Linked DNA regions of Homo sapiens: region 1 is linked to region 2. A link is an interaction called in ENCODE POLR2A ChIA-PET data of the cell type or tissue named here. Cell type or tissue: PC-9. All regions are shown on one strand.

The links. ChIA-PET counts read pairs that join two places held together with the same protein. Peaks named below come from ENCODE experiments on the same cell type or tissue, not always from the same donor. Only the 100,000 strongest peaks of a DNase experiment are listed, where the experiment ranks them.
Region 1: POLR2A ChIA-PET joins it to region 2 with 13 read pairs; 4 of 35 experiments call an interaction of 5 or more read pairs at or near these places.

The regions. Positions count from the first base shown.
Region 1 is chr13:39,047,365-39,055,364 of GRCh38, forward strand. NHLRC3 (NHL repeat containing 3) reads left to right here. Exons shown (of 7, transcript NM_001012754.4): 7 at 310-2,745. The coding sequence ends at 562. It overlaps LOC105370169 (a long non-coding RNA gene), which reads left to right and starts at 5,708. Exons shown (of 5, transcript NR_187783.1): 1 at 5,708-5,964. In PC-9, CTCF peaks have their summits at 404, 3,982 and 4,185; a DNase peak (open chromatin) is centred at 397.
Region 2 is chr13:39,590,668-39,598,667 of GRCh38, forward strand. All of the region lies in intron 2 of LHFPL6 (LHFPL tetraspan subfamily member 6), which reads right to left. Among named protein-coding and RNA genes, the nearest start is that of LHFPL6, 8.5 kb to the right of the region's middle. In PC-9, no CTCF peak of the experiment used is centred here; no DNase peak of the experiment used is centred here.

The DNA.
Region 1 (8,000 bases), 540 kb before region 2:
TATTTGGTAAATGTTTAAACAGGACAAAAATCAAACCCAGCCTAACATCAATTCTTCATTAATTTCATTTTGTGGACTATGATATTGATACTTTTAACAAATTTAAGCTAATCTTTGGCTTTGCTTACCATCATGGACATCTTATTCCTTCATAAACAGAATTAGATCAAATTAAAATTCTTCTTAAAAGAATCATTCAGCAAGTAGGTGCCTACTGTTGTTTGGCACAGTAGGGGATTAAAATGTTGAAAAAAAATACCCTTATGTTTTTTCACAGACATTTATTATGTTAAATGTCTTTCTCCTTAGGTTTACTCCTGATGGGAAGTACTTGATTGTGGCCCAGCTGAATCTTAGCAGGCTCTCAGTCGTAGCAGCACCCCCAGTGGGAAGCATTGGGGAGTGTTCTGTGATCAGCACAATCCAACTAGCAGATCAAGTTTTGCCACATCTCCTAGAAGTCGACAGAAAGACTGGAGCAGTCTATGTAGCAGAAATTGGAGCAAAACAAGTACAAAAATATGTCCCTTTGAATAGCTATGTTCCTTCATTTGGTTCATAATGTTTCTTTCCTGGGAATATTTCAAGTGGCAGTTCAGATTCTCAATTCACTAAGTGCTTAAAAATGATGTTCAAGCACAAGAATTTATTTTTCTAGTATAAAAGATCTAGTATCAGAAAGATTTGTTTTTGTATCATTAAGAATCTTATATTTTGTTGCCCTCTTGGGACTTAGTTTTATTTGTAAGTGCATAAGGATATTTTAATGAAAGGAAAGTAACTAAAAAATGGGGTTGGGAAGAGGGACTAAGGTGGTAACCTCATTATTTGCCCTGGTAGACTGATTCTCCCTGGGTAAAAAAAATGGGAATAAAAATGAGCTTGCATGATAATTTATTAAATTTCATGTGAAGAACTCCAGACCTCCAGATTGTGCAACTAACATAAAATGAGCTGCTTGAGAGATTGTAAATAAGATGAACTATTGATTAATTTGAGTACCCACAGAGTGCTGTGTCTTGACGACTTAAAAATGAAAAAGCAGGATTGCCTTTTGAGTAGCTTGCAGTCTAGTGGGGAGACAAGCAGGCAAACAGTCACAACACAGCAAAAGCGACCTTGGAGCATAGTGGGACTTTTGGAGTAGGAGTGCTGCATTTGACTGAGGGAATCATGGATACTTCGCAGGAGAAGTGAATTTGAGCTCAGACTTGAAAACTGAGGAGGAGCTTACCAAGGGACAAGGAGGAGAAAACAATAATTTCCAAGTAAAGAAGGTATAAAAAGTTAGAAGTGTACTGTAAACTTTGATAGGCTTTTAGGCCTTTTTTAAAGCCCAACTTGGCTTCTGTCCATTACCTATAAGATATTTAATGTCAGTCAGCCTTTAAATGTAGGAATAAAATGGCTGGCATCTAAGCACTTTAGTAAAAGAGGTTTTTACAAATAACTAAGGATTGTAGAGCTTCCTTCTCTTTTTTTTTCTTTTTCTTTCTTTTGTTTTACATGAACTCAACTTATTCCTAACATTTGTCTACCTCAAAGAAATTTCAAGATTATTTAGATAACATGGATATGTGCCAAATCCTTTGAGCTGTTAAGATGATAATTTCCTGCTTTCCTCCTACATCTTCTCCTCCCACTCCCTCCTTTGGTGTGAATATTGGCTTCCCAATTAAGACCTTTTTTTTTTTTTTTCCAGTTTGTTTTAGCTTATTATAGGTTTTGGAGGAACTTTGCCATTTTGTAATCTTTCAAATCATTCTTCACCCTTCCTCACATCAGCTTCCTGCTTTTCCCAGTGTTTTACTGTAAATTGTGTAGCATATGACAAATCTTGAGCTGACTTTCCTCTTCACCTGTTATGGCTGGAGTATTTTCCAGACCTGAAGGGACTCACACTTGTTTTGATACTTGGATCACATCTCCGTGAGGTTAGGAAGGTAAATCTACCAACAGGAAGCCCTGTACTCTGTATTCCAAGGCCATTGGTAAATGTGTTGGTGCCACTGATCGGACTGTATGACCTTAAACAAGTCACCTTAGTTTTCAGTGAAATGGGAATATCATTGTCTCCTCTTTCATGAATGCTGTGAGAATCAGATGTGCAACAGGTACAGACTTGCCCTTTGAAATCTATACCTCTGGATACATTAGAGGCATTTTATTAACAAAGGCCCTTCTAAATGTGCTATTTATTTGACAATAACTATCAGATTTGCCTTAATTTTGTGTTTATAGCATTTATCAAAACGTATCCTCATAGACTTTATGCAGATTAATATGGTCAATTGATTTGGATAAAAGAAAGTAATTTCAGGGTTTGTTTTTAAGCCAGGACAAGAAGTGCAAATGCCTCTTTGAAGCAATTTAGGCTAAACTGATTTTGAAATTTCAAAATGTTTTATTTTACTTTGTTTTATTAAGCCAGGACAAGAAGTGCAAATGCCTCTTTGAAGCAATTCAGGCTAGGTAAACCGATTTTGCCATTTCAAAACGTTTTATTTTACTTTGTTTTATATCAGAGTCTTATAAAACCTGCTGCAAATATTTCTGAATGTCTTTGTAAAAGTGTTTGTTAGTGTACCTGTGATTATAGTACTTCACTTTTTTCCTTTGGATTAATTGGTTAAATGAATGAGAAATGTGTTATGTTTTTTACTAAAAAGTATAAATTAAAATTTTGGAAAGAAAAGGCAATATTATCTGGCTCCCCAATTAAAGTTTGATTTTATTGTCACAAAAGCAGTCTATAACTTTTTATTCCTTTAAAGAATTTCAGCAATTATGAAATCACAAGTTGATGCTGAAAGAATATCCCACTTTTCACACATATAGCGTGTAAGCTGATGTGCATAAATATGACTAGAAGTTGCTTAGAACATTTAAAGAATGTAGCTTGTTTTGAGGTGGTGGGAGGGTACAACTGACAGTAATAACTAGCTAATTGTCTACATTTCTGCATTAAAAGTGGAACATCTTTATACTTCTACTTTTTAGGTCTATTCTTGGAGTGGGGAGGGGAGAAAGTGTTCTAAATTAGAAAACCAAAGGCTATAGATTTAGCTCTATCTTTCCCTACCTGTACCATCAGATTGGGTCTTTCAAGTGGAATATTTATCGATCAGAGAAAACTTGGATGAAATCTGATGGTGAACAGAGATTTACCACGAATTTTTTTTTTTTTTTTTTTTTTTGAGACAGAGTCTCGCTTGGTCGCCCAGGCTGGAGCGCAGGAGTCTCGCTCGCTCGGTCGACCAGGCTGGAGTGCAGTGGCGCCATCTCGGCTCACTGCAAGCCCCGCCTCCCGGGTTCATGCCATTCTCCTGCCTCAGCCTCCCGAGTAGCTGGGACTACAGGCGCCCGTCACCACACCCGGCTAATTTTTTTTTTTTTGTATTTTTAGCGGAAATGGGGTTTCACCGTGTTAGCCAGGATGGTCTTGATCTCCTGACCTCGTGATACGCCCGCCTCCGCCTCCCAAAGTGCTAGGACTTTGTTCTTAGGTCACTTAACAGATTAAAAGACTGCTTCAAGCAATGTAGTGTAAGGCTACGGCAATAAAGTCCTATTTTGTTTTGCCTTTGCTGTTTTTAAGCACTTTTGCATTTGAAAACAGGACAGATTGGATAGTCAGCATTAAAATGGAAACTCAAATTTTTGCTTTTTAGGCTTACCAAAATAAATGAGAGTTTTTAAAAGTCCTAAATTTATTACTTTAATTTGTTGTATTCTCTGCTATATATTTTCAGCAACAATAAAAAATCAAAATAATCATCTTTATTGATTCAGTAAAAAGTTTTGAGACAACAAACATATAAAAGCACTCAGTCAAGTGTCCTCTGCTCTAATAGTTCCCTACCTGGTTGGGAAAACAAGCTACTTAAACCTTGTCTTTTAGTAGTTTTAGGAGATACCATTTTTGGCACTTGTGTTATGTTACATTCTTGATACACAAGAGGTCAGTAGCGTTCTGCTTATAAGCATTTCTTGAAATCAAACATGGGCTAAACTTCATACTTTGGTTGTTTTTTTTTTTAATTGAAGCTACAGTGTTCACCATACTTTCATTGTTTTTCTTTTTTCTGCCACTTGCTTACATCTTAAGGAAATTGCTTTATGGGTGAAACATTTTCCAAGCATTGTTGGAAATTTTTTACTGGTTAATTGGACTTGTCCACAATTAAAAAAAAAGTTTAAACCTTTTCAGTAATTCAGACTAACAGCCAGAAGTGAATTAACTTATTTTAAATGAAGGTGAAACTATAATCTGAATGTGTGAGTTTAGTACAATAGAGAATGAATTTGTATTAGTGGGGAATCATTCTTTTTTCTCCCTAGTAGTTGTTTTTTGTTGTCGTTGTTGCTGTTGTATAAAAAAAAAAAACAATTTCACCTTGTGGTTGCTACTTTACAAATAAGAAAAATAAGTTTTTTATAAAGACTCTTAGGTCATTTCTTCATCAGCTACTCTGGAATCCATGAGTTTATAAATTAATCCTCTAAACGCTAAATGACATGTAGATGCTCCTTTGGTGTATAAGAATTGAATAGAATTTGAGCAATGAAAAATAACACTACTTAAAACTTATTTTTTCCATTGTAAACAATGAAGTAATATGACTTAATTCTGCTTCTATGTAATTCATAAATAAAAAACTCACTGTAACATTAAAACAAGCATGTCCTACATGAGTTACATTTAAATAAATTAATTTTAATTTAAATTAATTTAATAGATTAATTTGCGTGAGTCACAACAAATTGATATTATAAACTTGCTTCTCAATTTTCAGCCGCTTTATCAAAGGAAGAAAATTTTAGTTGCATGGTGCAGATTCTCAGATTTGTTCCTAGTGAGAATTAGTTACTGTAATATGTGTTAGAAATTTTTTTTTACAATACGACATTTATATACAAATTGTCACAATCACCAGTTAAATGTTTTTATAACATTTTTCTTCACAGTGTGTATAAAGAAGTATTTAAATATTTTGATGCTTCCTGTATTGAACTGAAATACTTATTTTTACTTAACTAAAGGGATGAAGGAACTAACTATATGTACGTTTGTTTTTAATCAACATTAATTGAGGTAAATGTATTCAGTTTTGTGTGGAGCGTATGGGGGTTACGTTTGTGCAGTCTGTGTGCATATGTGTAAATATAAATGTGCATCTAAAGGGCATTATGCCCAACTAGGTCAGAAGAACTGGATCAAGACAGTTGAAACAACATGGCTAAACGTTAAGTCCTCATCGGAGGACACCTGGTTTGGCAACAAATTATTTGAAAAAGTTTTGGAAAGTTTGTTGGCCAAAAATATTACAAGCCTTGTTAAGAAAAATGTTGCAATCTTAGACAACATTGAAGTGTAGATTTAATGGCAGTTTAATCGACAAGATAGTCTATATATCTAGTAAATAGCTCCGTGGTGTTGTTTCCTTTGGCTACTACATTTTAAGGGGGCATCCTATAAACTGTTTAACCCAAAAGCAGTGTGATGGTTAATATTGAGTGTCAGCTTGGTTGGATTGAAGGATGCAAAGTATTGTTCCTGGGTGTGTCTGTGAGAGGGTTGCCGAAGGAGATTAACATTTGAATCAATGGACTGTGAGAGGCAGCCCCACCCTCAATCTGAGTGGGCACCATCTAATCAGCTGCCAGCGTGGCTAGAATAAAAGCAAGCAGAGGAACGTGGAAGGATGAGACTGGCTGAGTCTTCTGGTCTTCATCTTTCTCCCATGCTGGATGCTTCCTGCCCTTGAACATTGGACTGCAAGTTCTTTAGCTTTTGGACGTTTGGACTTACACCAGTGGTTTGCCAGGGGCTCTCAGACCTTCTGCCACAGACTGAAGGCTGCACTTTCAGCTTCCCTACTTTTGAGGTTTTGGAACTCGGACTGGCTTTCTTGCTCCGCAGCTTGCAGGTGGCCTGTTATGGGACTTTACCTTGTGGATCATGTGAGTCAGTACTCCTTAAACTCCCTTTCATATATCCATCTATCCTATTCATCCTGTCTCTGTAGACAACCCTGACTAATACAAGCAGGTAACCAAAATAACAGTGTTTGGAAATAATTCTGAAGTCTCAGAGGGTGATCATGTAGTAGAGTGAATAGAATTCTGCACTTTCCTCCAGAACTAAGACAATGAGTACAAATAATAGAGTGGTCCATTGGATCAGCCCAATAAAAGAACCCTCCTCTAGCAGTGGAATGGGCTGTAGCAGTGGATGTGGTAAAGCTTGGTGTTTCACAGCTTGGAATCCAGAGTTAGGTTGACCTACGTTCTAATCCACGCCCTGCAACTAATTTGTATTGTTTTGAGCTATGCCTCATTTTTTTGCTCATTTGTGAAATGGGAATACTAGTATTTTCCTTATGGAATTATTGTGAATACAAATAAGATCATGCATGTAAAGCATTAAGCCCTGTCTCTGACATGCAATAAGCACTCAACAAACCTTAAGAGATTCACGTGTGGTGTTTCAATCAGACAATGGCAGTCATGCTACCACCTTTGGGCAGGGTTTGGGAGAATGGTGAGACCACATGAACTTCCCTATTATATAATTCTGTGTTTAGTCACAGTATTGAAAATTAAAGGTAAGGCTGTAATATACTAAAGCATCTATCATTTAGAAATGCCATTTTAAAAAACATGGCTATTTTTAGTTGGCATTAATGCTGTTTATCCAACAAGTAATTTATGATCAAGGTAAAGACTCCCACCTTCTGCAATTTATATTCTAGTTGGAGAGACAGAGGAAATTGAGAGGAAAAATGGGATTTTGGTTAACATTTATGGTATACATTAACACTTAGTTGGTTAAGCAAATACCCATTTTCAGTGTTCTTCTGCCTTTCCTTCCACTACTGTAACGACTGGAAGAGCTGGGTGCTCACTTCCTCAGCCTGCTAGCAACTAGAGGTAGCTCTGTGACGTGGCTCTGACCATAATTGGAAGTCTACTGGTAGACTTCTAGAAAAGCATTTGCTTTTTTGATTTTAAAAAATAGCAGCATCACTCCTTTATCCATTTCTTCCCTGCCTTGAACTTGGAAGTGATGCCTGAAGTTGCAGTAGCCGTCTCAGAACCATGAAGCCACAAAGCAGCAATCTTAAGGCAGAAAGATAGGAGCCTGGGTTTTTAGCATGTTAGGGAACCACTACATTGTCCTTGTATTTCCTTTCTCCAGACTTCTTTTTATGGGAGATAATTAAATGTGACTAAAGCCACTGTTAGTTGAATGTTTTCTTGCAGGTGAAAGCATTCCTAAGAAATGTAATACTGAGTTAAACTGCATTAATTTGAGAAAGATGGATATTTTTATTGTTTTAAGATTCTGTATCCAGGAATATGTCATTCCAATGTCTTATGTCCTTTAAGATTTTACAAGTTTTTTTAAAAAAATAGATGCTGTGCCTTTTTCTCGTGACAAATTTAGATTCCTGTATCAAATTTATTCCATGCATTTATTACCGATACTAGAGTAGGATTTTTCCCCATTTCTATTTAGTTATTGGAGGTATAGAGAAAAGGAATCAATTTGTTTTATATATAATATATTAACCTTAATTAATTTAATTTAATAATTTAATGAGTTAATTTAACAATTAACCTTAATTATTTTAATTAGCTATTATGGACATTTGGATTTTGTGGGTGGAGCACTGAAAAAAACTATACATCTTTCAATATTTGTATTGCTTGTTTGATTTTCAAAATTTTATTACATTAGCTACACTATTTAAAACAATGTTGAATGATAGGGGGATATCCTTATCTTATTTCTGATTTTAATGGAAATGTTTGCACTACACCAATTATTAATAATACGATATTTGCTATTAAGTTTTGGTAATTTTCATATTTCAGTTCTTTGTCTCTTAGAGTTTTATTAAGAATACTTAATTTTATTAACTGGCTTTTGACATTGATGTAGACAATATGTTGATGTAATGAATGTTACAGATTATTTTTCTTATGTTATTGGA
Region 2 (8,000 bases):
CTCACGATATTTACATTGAATCATGTAAGTATCATTGATATGTAAGTATGATATGATACACAGAATGATGTAAAGATCTCTTGAGTGTGGTTTTTGAGTTCTTTCTATGGAAATGTTTATGAATTTACATTCCTCAGTTGGTTTCCTTTGTGACTAACAATTTGTTTTCACAAGATAGGTCAACAATTTGCATTTCAGTCTGTTAGTGAGGTTAACTAATCCATACTGACCATGGCCTCAGGGGTATCTGGCTACGGCTGTGTTTGCTGGTGAAACTAAGGGAAGTAAGTTAAAAATCAAACAACTCTCTTAGAAAGACTCTACTCTGCCTAAAGTAAATGGAGAACTGAACCAGGTCAAAAATAAATAATTCTAGCGAAAAAGTGTTGCATAGCTGCTAATAAGTCCAAGTATAATGGAAAACTCTATATCCCACTATTTTAAGACTTACTATGATTATTATTTTTACTTCAAAAATACAAAGTTAAAAAGTAAAAAATAGTAACTCAAAACGGGGAAAAACTGATAAATTTGGCAAAAAAGAAACTAGATCTGAGCCTACTCTACCAGAACATGTAGCAGCAACATCACATTGTTGCAGGACGAAGGAGGAAAAACACAGCATTGGGAATGATGGTGGGGTTTGCAATTTGTAGCTGGAGTCATACATCAAAATATGGTCCTCATCTAAGTATAGCATGGAAAATATTTCATTCTTTTTTATGAGTGTATATACAAGGCTAACCATCACCTAAGGTCAGCAAGCAATATAAAAGCAAAACCAACAATAAATGCATCTGTTCCTACACCAGTTCTGATGTTCTGCAGCTCAAATCACATCACCCCCAAAATGACCACTGCAGAGGTAACAATGATTCACTCTAAGCTTAACAGTGGTGTAAGTCTACATGCCAATACTAGTACAATATGAGGTTTTAGGCAAATAAAATTGGTTTGTATTTCTCCAAATATGGTCTGTGGACCATCTGTGTCTAGAACACGTGGGGAGTTTGTTCAAAGTGCTCCCTGGGCCCCACCCAGACCTTCCCAGCAGTCTCTCTGGGGCTAGGCCTTGGACTGTTTACATGGAATAAGCTCTCTGGTGATTTTTAAGCCTACTAGAAAGCTAAAAGAATATTGTATTGAGGTTGGGTGCAGTGGCTGACACCTGTCATCCCAGCACTTTGGGAGACTGAGGCGGGTGGATTACCTAAAGTCAGGAGTTCAAGACCAGCCTGGCCAACAAGGTGAAACACCGTCTCTACTAAAAATACAAAAATTAGCCAGGCATGATGGCAGGCGCCTGTAATCCCAGTTACTAAGGAGGCCAAGGCGGGAGAATCGCTTGAACCTACGAGGCAGAGTTTGCAGTGAGCCGAGATCACACCATTGCACTCCAGCCTGGACGACAAAAGCAAAACTCCGTCTCAAAAAAAAAAAAAGAATATTCCATTGAATCCTGATATGGAGAACTTAGAAACTTCACAGGAAAGCATCAAAACAATAAAAATCTTTCCCACGTTAAGGCTTAGAAAACAAGCTTTTTAGAAAAAAAAAGTATGTAAAAAACTAAACTGGTGACCATGACAATTTGGAAACATCATTTAAAAACATTATTAGATATCACCACCGATCCCACAGAAATACAAACTACCATCAGAGAATACTGTAAACACCTCCACACAAATAAACTAGAAAATCTAGAAGAAATGGATAAATTCCTCAACACATACACCCTCCCAAGATGAAACCAGGAAGAAGTTGAATCCCTGAATAGACCAATAACAGGCTCTGAAATTGAGGCAATAATTAATAGCTTACCAACCAAAAAAAGTCCAGGACCAGATGGATGCACAGCCGAATTCTACCAGAGGTACAAGGAGGAGCTGGTACCATTCCTTCTGAAACTATTCCAATCAATAGAAAAAGAGGGAATCCTCCCTAACTCATTTTATGAGGCCAGCATCATCCTGATATCAAAGCCTGGCAGAGACACGACAAAAAAAGAGAATTTTAGACCAATATCCCTGATGAACATAGATGCAAAATTCCTCAACAAAATACTGGCAAGCTGAATCCAGCAGCACATCAAAAAGCTTATCCACCATGATCAAGTGGGCTTCATCCCTGGGATGCAAGGCTGGTTCAACATATGCAAATCAATAAACGTAATCCAGCATATAAACAGAACCAAAGACAAAAACCGTATGATTATCTCCATAGATGCAGGAAAGGCCTTTGAAAAAATTCAACAACCCTTCATGCTAAAAACTCTCAATAAATTAGGTATTGATGGACGTATCTCAAAATAATAAGAGCTATCTATGACAAACCCACAGCCTATATCATACTGAATGGGCAAAAACTGGAAGCATTCCCTTTGAAAACTGGCACAAGACAGGGATGCCCTCTCTTACCACTCCTAATCAACATAGTGTTGGAAGTTCTGGCCAGGACAATCAGGCAGGAGAAGGAAATAAAGGGTATTCAATTAGGAAAAGAGGAAGTCAAATTGTCCCTGTTTGCAGATGATATGATTGTATATCTAGAAAAGCCCATTGTCTCAGCCCAAAATCTCCTTAAGCTGATAGGCAACTTCAGCAAAGTGTCAGGATACAAAATCAATGTGCAAAAATCACAAGCATTCTTATACACCAATAACAGAGAGCCAAATCATGAGTGAACTCCCATTCACAATTGCTTCAAAGAGAATAAAATACCTAGGAATCCAACTCACAAGGGACGTGAAGGACCTCTTCAAGGAGAACTACAAACCACTGCTCAATGAAATAAAAGAGGATACAAACAAATGGAAGAACATTCCATGCTCATGGGTAGGAAGAATCAATATCGTGAAAATGGCCATACTGCCCAAGGTAATTTATAGATTCAATGCCATCCCCATCAAGCTACCAATGACTTTCTTCACAGAATTGGAAAAAACTACTTTAAAGTTCATATGGAACCAAAAAAAGAGCCCACATTGCCAAGTCAATCCCAAGCCAAAAGAACAAAGCTGGAGGCATCACACTACCTGACTTCAAACTATACTACAAGGCTACAGTAACCAAAACAGCATGGTACTGGTACCAAAACAGAGATATAGATCAATGGAACAGAACAGAGCCCTCAGAAATAACGCCGCATATCTACAACTATCTGATCTTTGACAAACCTGACAAAAATGAGAAATGGGGAAAGGATTCGCTATTTAATAAATGGTGCTAGGAAGACTGGCTAGCCATATGTAAAAAGCTGAAACTGGATCCCTTCCTTACACCTTATACAAAAATCAATTCAAGATGGATTAAAGACTTAAACGTTAGACCTAAAACCATAAAAACCCTAGAAGAAAACTTAGGCATTACCATTCAGGACATAGGCATGGGCAAGGACTTCATGTCTAAAACACCAAAAGCAATGGCAACAAAAGCCAAAATTGACAAACGGGATCTAATTAAACTAAAGAACTTCTGCACAGCCAAAGAAACTACCATCAGAGTGAACAGGCAATCTACAAAATGGGAGAAAATTTTCGCAACCTACTCATCTGACAAAGGGCTAATATCCAGAATCTACAGTGAACTCAAACAAATTTACAAGAAAAAACCACACAACCCCATCAAAAAGTGGGCGAAGGACATGAACAGACACTTCTCAAAAGAAGACATTTATGCAGCCAAAAAACACAAGGAAAAATGCTCACCATCACTGGCCATCAGAGAAATGCAAATCAAAACCACAATGAGATATCATCTCATACCAGTTAGAATGGCAATCATTAAAAAGTCAGGAAACAACAGGTGCTGGAGAGGATGTGGAGAAATAGGAACAGTTTTACACTGTTGGTGGGACTGTAAACTAGTTCAACCATTGTGGACGTCGGTGTGGCGATTCCTCAGGGATCTAGAACTAGAAATACCATTTGACCCAGCCATCCCATTACTGGGTATATACCCAAAGGATTATAAAACATGCTGCTATAAAGACACATGCACACATATGTTTATCACAGCACTATTCACAAAAGCAAAGACTTGGAACCAACCCAAATGTCCAACAATGATAGACTGGATTAAGAAAATGTGGCACATATACACCATGGAATACTATGCAGCCATAAAAAATGATGAGTTCCTGTCCTTTGTAGGGACATGGATGAAGCTGGAAACCATCATTCTCAGCAAACGATCGCAAGGACAAAAAACCAAACACCGCATGTTCTCACTCATAGGTGGGAATTGAACAATGAGAACACACGGACACAGGAAGGGGAACATCACATACCGGGGCCTATTGTGGGGTGGGTGGAGGGAGGAGGGATAGCATTAGGAGATATACCTAATGTTAAATGACGAGTTAATGGGTGCAGCACACCAACATGGCACATGTATACATAGGTAACAAACCTGCACGTTGTGCACATGTACCCTAAAACTTAAAGTATAATAAAATAAATAAATAAATAAATAAAAATAAAAACATTATTAGATACAAACATATAAAATTTTGTGTTCTCTATATTATAAAAGATTTATTAATTCCTCAACATCCTTGCTTTTAATAAATCCTGAGCTTAGAGTGCATGCTCTCACTGGTGCTCACTGTCAGCCGCCTGTAGTGTATCTTCCTTTCTTTCCTTTTTTTTGAGACAGAGTCTTGCTCTGTCACCCAGGCTGCAGTGGCACAATCTCGGCTCACTGCAATCTCAGCCTCCTGGGTTCAAGCGATTCTCATGCCTCAGCCTCCAGATTAGCTGGAACTACAGGCACACGCCACCACATCTGACTAATTTTCGTATTTTTAGTGGAGCCAGGGTTTTGTCATGTTGGGCAGGCTGGTCTCGAGCTCCTGGCCTCAGGTGATCGGCCTGCCTTGGCCTCCCAAAGTGCTGGGATTATGGGTGTGAGCCACCGCGCCCAGCATGCATCTCCCTTTCATTCCTTCCTGGCTGGCAAAGCCCCACTCCCACTGTTTCACCATGTAGGCCTCCATCTGAAGCTTGCTCCTTTATATTATCAGTGTTCGTGGTTGTGATGAAAGGCATGGTCTGTGGCCCTAAAAAGTATGACCACTGAGCAAGAGTTTCTCATCTTCTTCCCCAAAGGTGCTGAAGACCAGGAGATCTTTTCATTAGTCAAAGCTGATTTAAGTGCCATTCTACCTTGCAGGAGAAATTCAGAAGGACTGGCTCCTAGTGTGCCCTTCTGGCCTAATCATTCTATGTTTCCAAGATGTACATGACTGTACAGAGTTGGCCAAGGGACGTCCAGGACCATCCCTGTGATCTATAGTACGGTCTTCCTATCTTTCAATTAACAATTTCTTACTGAAAATCCACTGCATGCAAACTTCAGAAGTTGTATTAAGGTCTTATTTTGAATACTTCATATCCAAAATCTTGTGTCTGGTATAAAAAATGATAAATAAAAGGAAATGTTATATATAATTCATATATTATAACATATATATGTATGTATCTATATATAATATGCACTGAGAGAGAACTGCAGACAATTTGTTGTGACAAGAACTAAGAGAAATGGAACAAGAATGTGCTAAATCAATACCAAACTACAGCAGCAGACCCCCTTTATAGCTCAATTTTAGAGAGGTTTATAGCAGATTATGACACAACTACACTTTAACTCAGTTCTGAAAGTAAGCCATCTACCAGAAGTCTCATCTTCTTAAATAGGAAATGGTTAACTCAGAACATGGTTTTCAAGGTGTCATCTCTGAACCAGCAGCAGCAGCATCACCTGAAAACATGTTAGACGTGCAAACTATCAGGTACTCCACCAAATCTACTGACAGAAATTCTGCAATCCGTGTTTTAAAAGGTCCCACAGGTGATTCTGATGCATACTAGAGTTTAAAAACTGCTGGCTAAAAACTCAAGACAACTCACCTGGACCTTCTATCATAGGTTAGAGTGAGCCAAATAAAACAAGAGTAGTTATTATAGTAATCTATAAGGCATAATTTAAAAAAAAAAAAAGAGCCCTGCCTGCTTCCCCAAGTGACCTAAGAAGAAGTCTCTACATTTCTTTAAATTAGAGCAACTGTTTTCAGTTAAGACACTGTCACAGAAAGCCACTATGCCCATTAATATGCCAACACTCATTATTTAGCTTATTACTCAGCTGTCACTTGGCAGAGAGCTTGGATATAAAGAAAAGCATAACGTGGCATATCATATGACAGGTCAGGTTTACAGTAAAGCAAGGGAACAAGAGTCCCAAGCAGTCTCCCTCAAGTCATGAAAGACAGGCCCAGGTGGAACTCTACAGTAAGGAGACTCTGAAAAGGCAATGACGCTTTCATAACATAGAGCAAGGGATGCTCAAAGAAACATTCTGACATCATTACTGTCTTCAGCAGCACTTAACTGTCTATTAGTTGAGATGATCTCCGGCTTCTTAGAACAGAACAGTGTCTAAGCAGGAAAGGTAATGGTTTACTGCTGATTAGCATTCCACACGCATTTCATATGTATATATGACTAACGATCAAACTAAACATGGAATAATATAAATATGGGACTCTCTTTGGTACTTCCTCATTACTGCACCAGCAGTTTCTTAAGATGAAATGTACACATTCAGATTCTGACATTTGCAAGCACCACCTGACAGAACTTAACAAATACGCTTAATATGTCTTTACAACATTCTTACGTGTATCATTTGCAGGGCATGTAAATCTTACTAATACGTGCACCAAAAAGTTTGATATTAATTTTTTAAAATTCTGTTAAAGTCCTTAATGACTAAAACGGTATTTGAAAGCACACAATTTTATATTCACCAATCAAAAACATTAAAGCCTCTATTTTCTCCTAGCATCCTTACCACACTATATACATGTTAACATTTTTATTTTACATTGTATTTCCCCACAGCCTTTCTACATGCCTTTTAAAAACTCAGTTGAGGGTAACTCAACCCACACTGGTTCTTTAAAGTTAGACATAAACATACCTTATAATATGAAATGGAGATGGTGGCAATTAAAGTTTCTGTACAGATTACCACAGGAAAAGTGATAGTCACTGACTCCTTGAGGTATTCCTACTATAGGTAGAAAATATCCATGTATGGCAGCCCCATTTTACATTGCTCTATCAGTTGACAGCTGACATTTTAACCTCTAACCAACCATAGCAAGAAGATTCAGAATTAAGTTTGACAATTTGTCCTTTAACTTGTTCCAAAGTACTGCAGGGGTTTTACTGCCTGATGTTATACCATATGTACAAACTCTAGACACAGCAGGCGGGGTTAAGCAGGATGCCTCTGTATTTTGCCATTCTCCTGTTTCCTGTTGTTTTTGGAGCAGCCTAACTTTAGCTAAACATAACCCTCCTGGGCATATCATTTTTAGCAGGAGAATCTGCCTCATAGCAAAGTTCCCTGTATGTTGATTACATTTCTGAAGCATGGCAGTCTATGAGATTCATAGAACTCACTGGTTTGGCATTCTGCCGAGTCTTTATGAAACCCAACTCATCATAGGAAAAATTTATTGAAATAAAATTACTTACTGCATAAGTTTTTGTGAATAAAAACCCAAACAATTATGAAATGAACAAGCTACCTAGGGAATTCTTTTTGAAACTTTTTTTTTTTTGGTCATCTGGTCTCCATTAAGTAACAGTGATAAACAGCAGATTCTTTAAAACTTTTTCCATATTTCAAGTTATTTTTTAATTCTAAATTTACTGTTATCTTTGGTAATGGGTATGTTTACTTGTGCCCTCGAGAGGTGAGATTCTGTAAAACCCTCTTAGATTTTACATCCAGAATTATTTTTGCCAGTATGAGAAATATTTTTGAGAAATTAGAGAATATCAGCTGCTACTAACAAATTTTATTTATCTTTATTTATTTTATTTATTTATTTTGAGACAGAGTCTTGCTCTGTCGCCCAGGCTGGAGTGTAGTGGCCCAATCTCAGCTCACTGCAAGCTCCACCTCCTGGGTTCACGCCATTCTCCT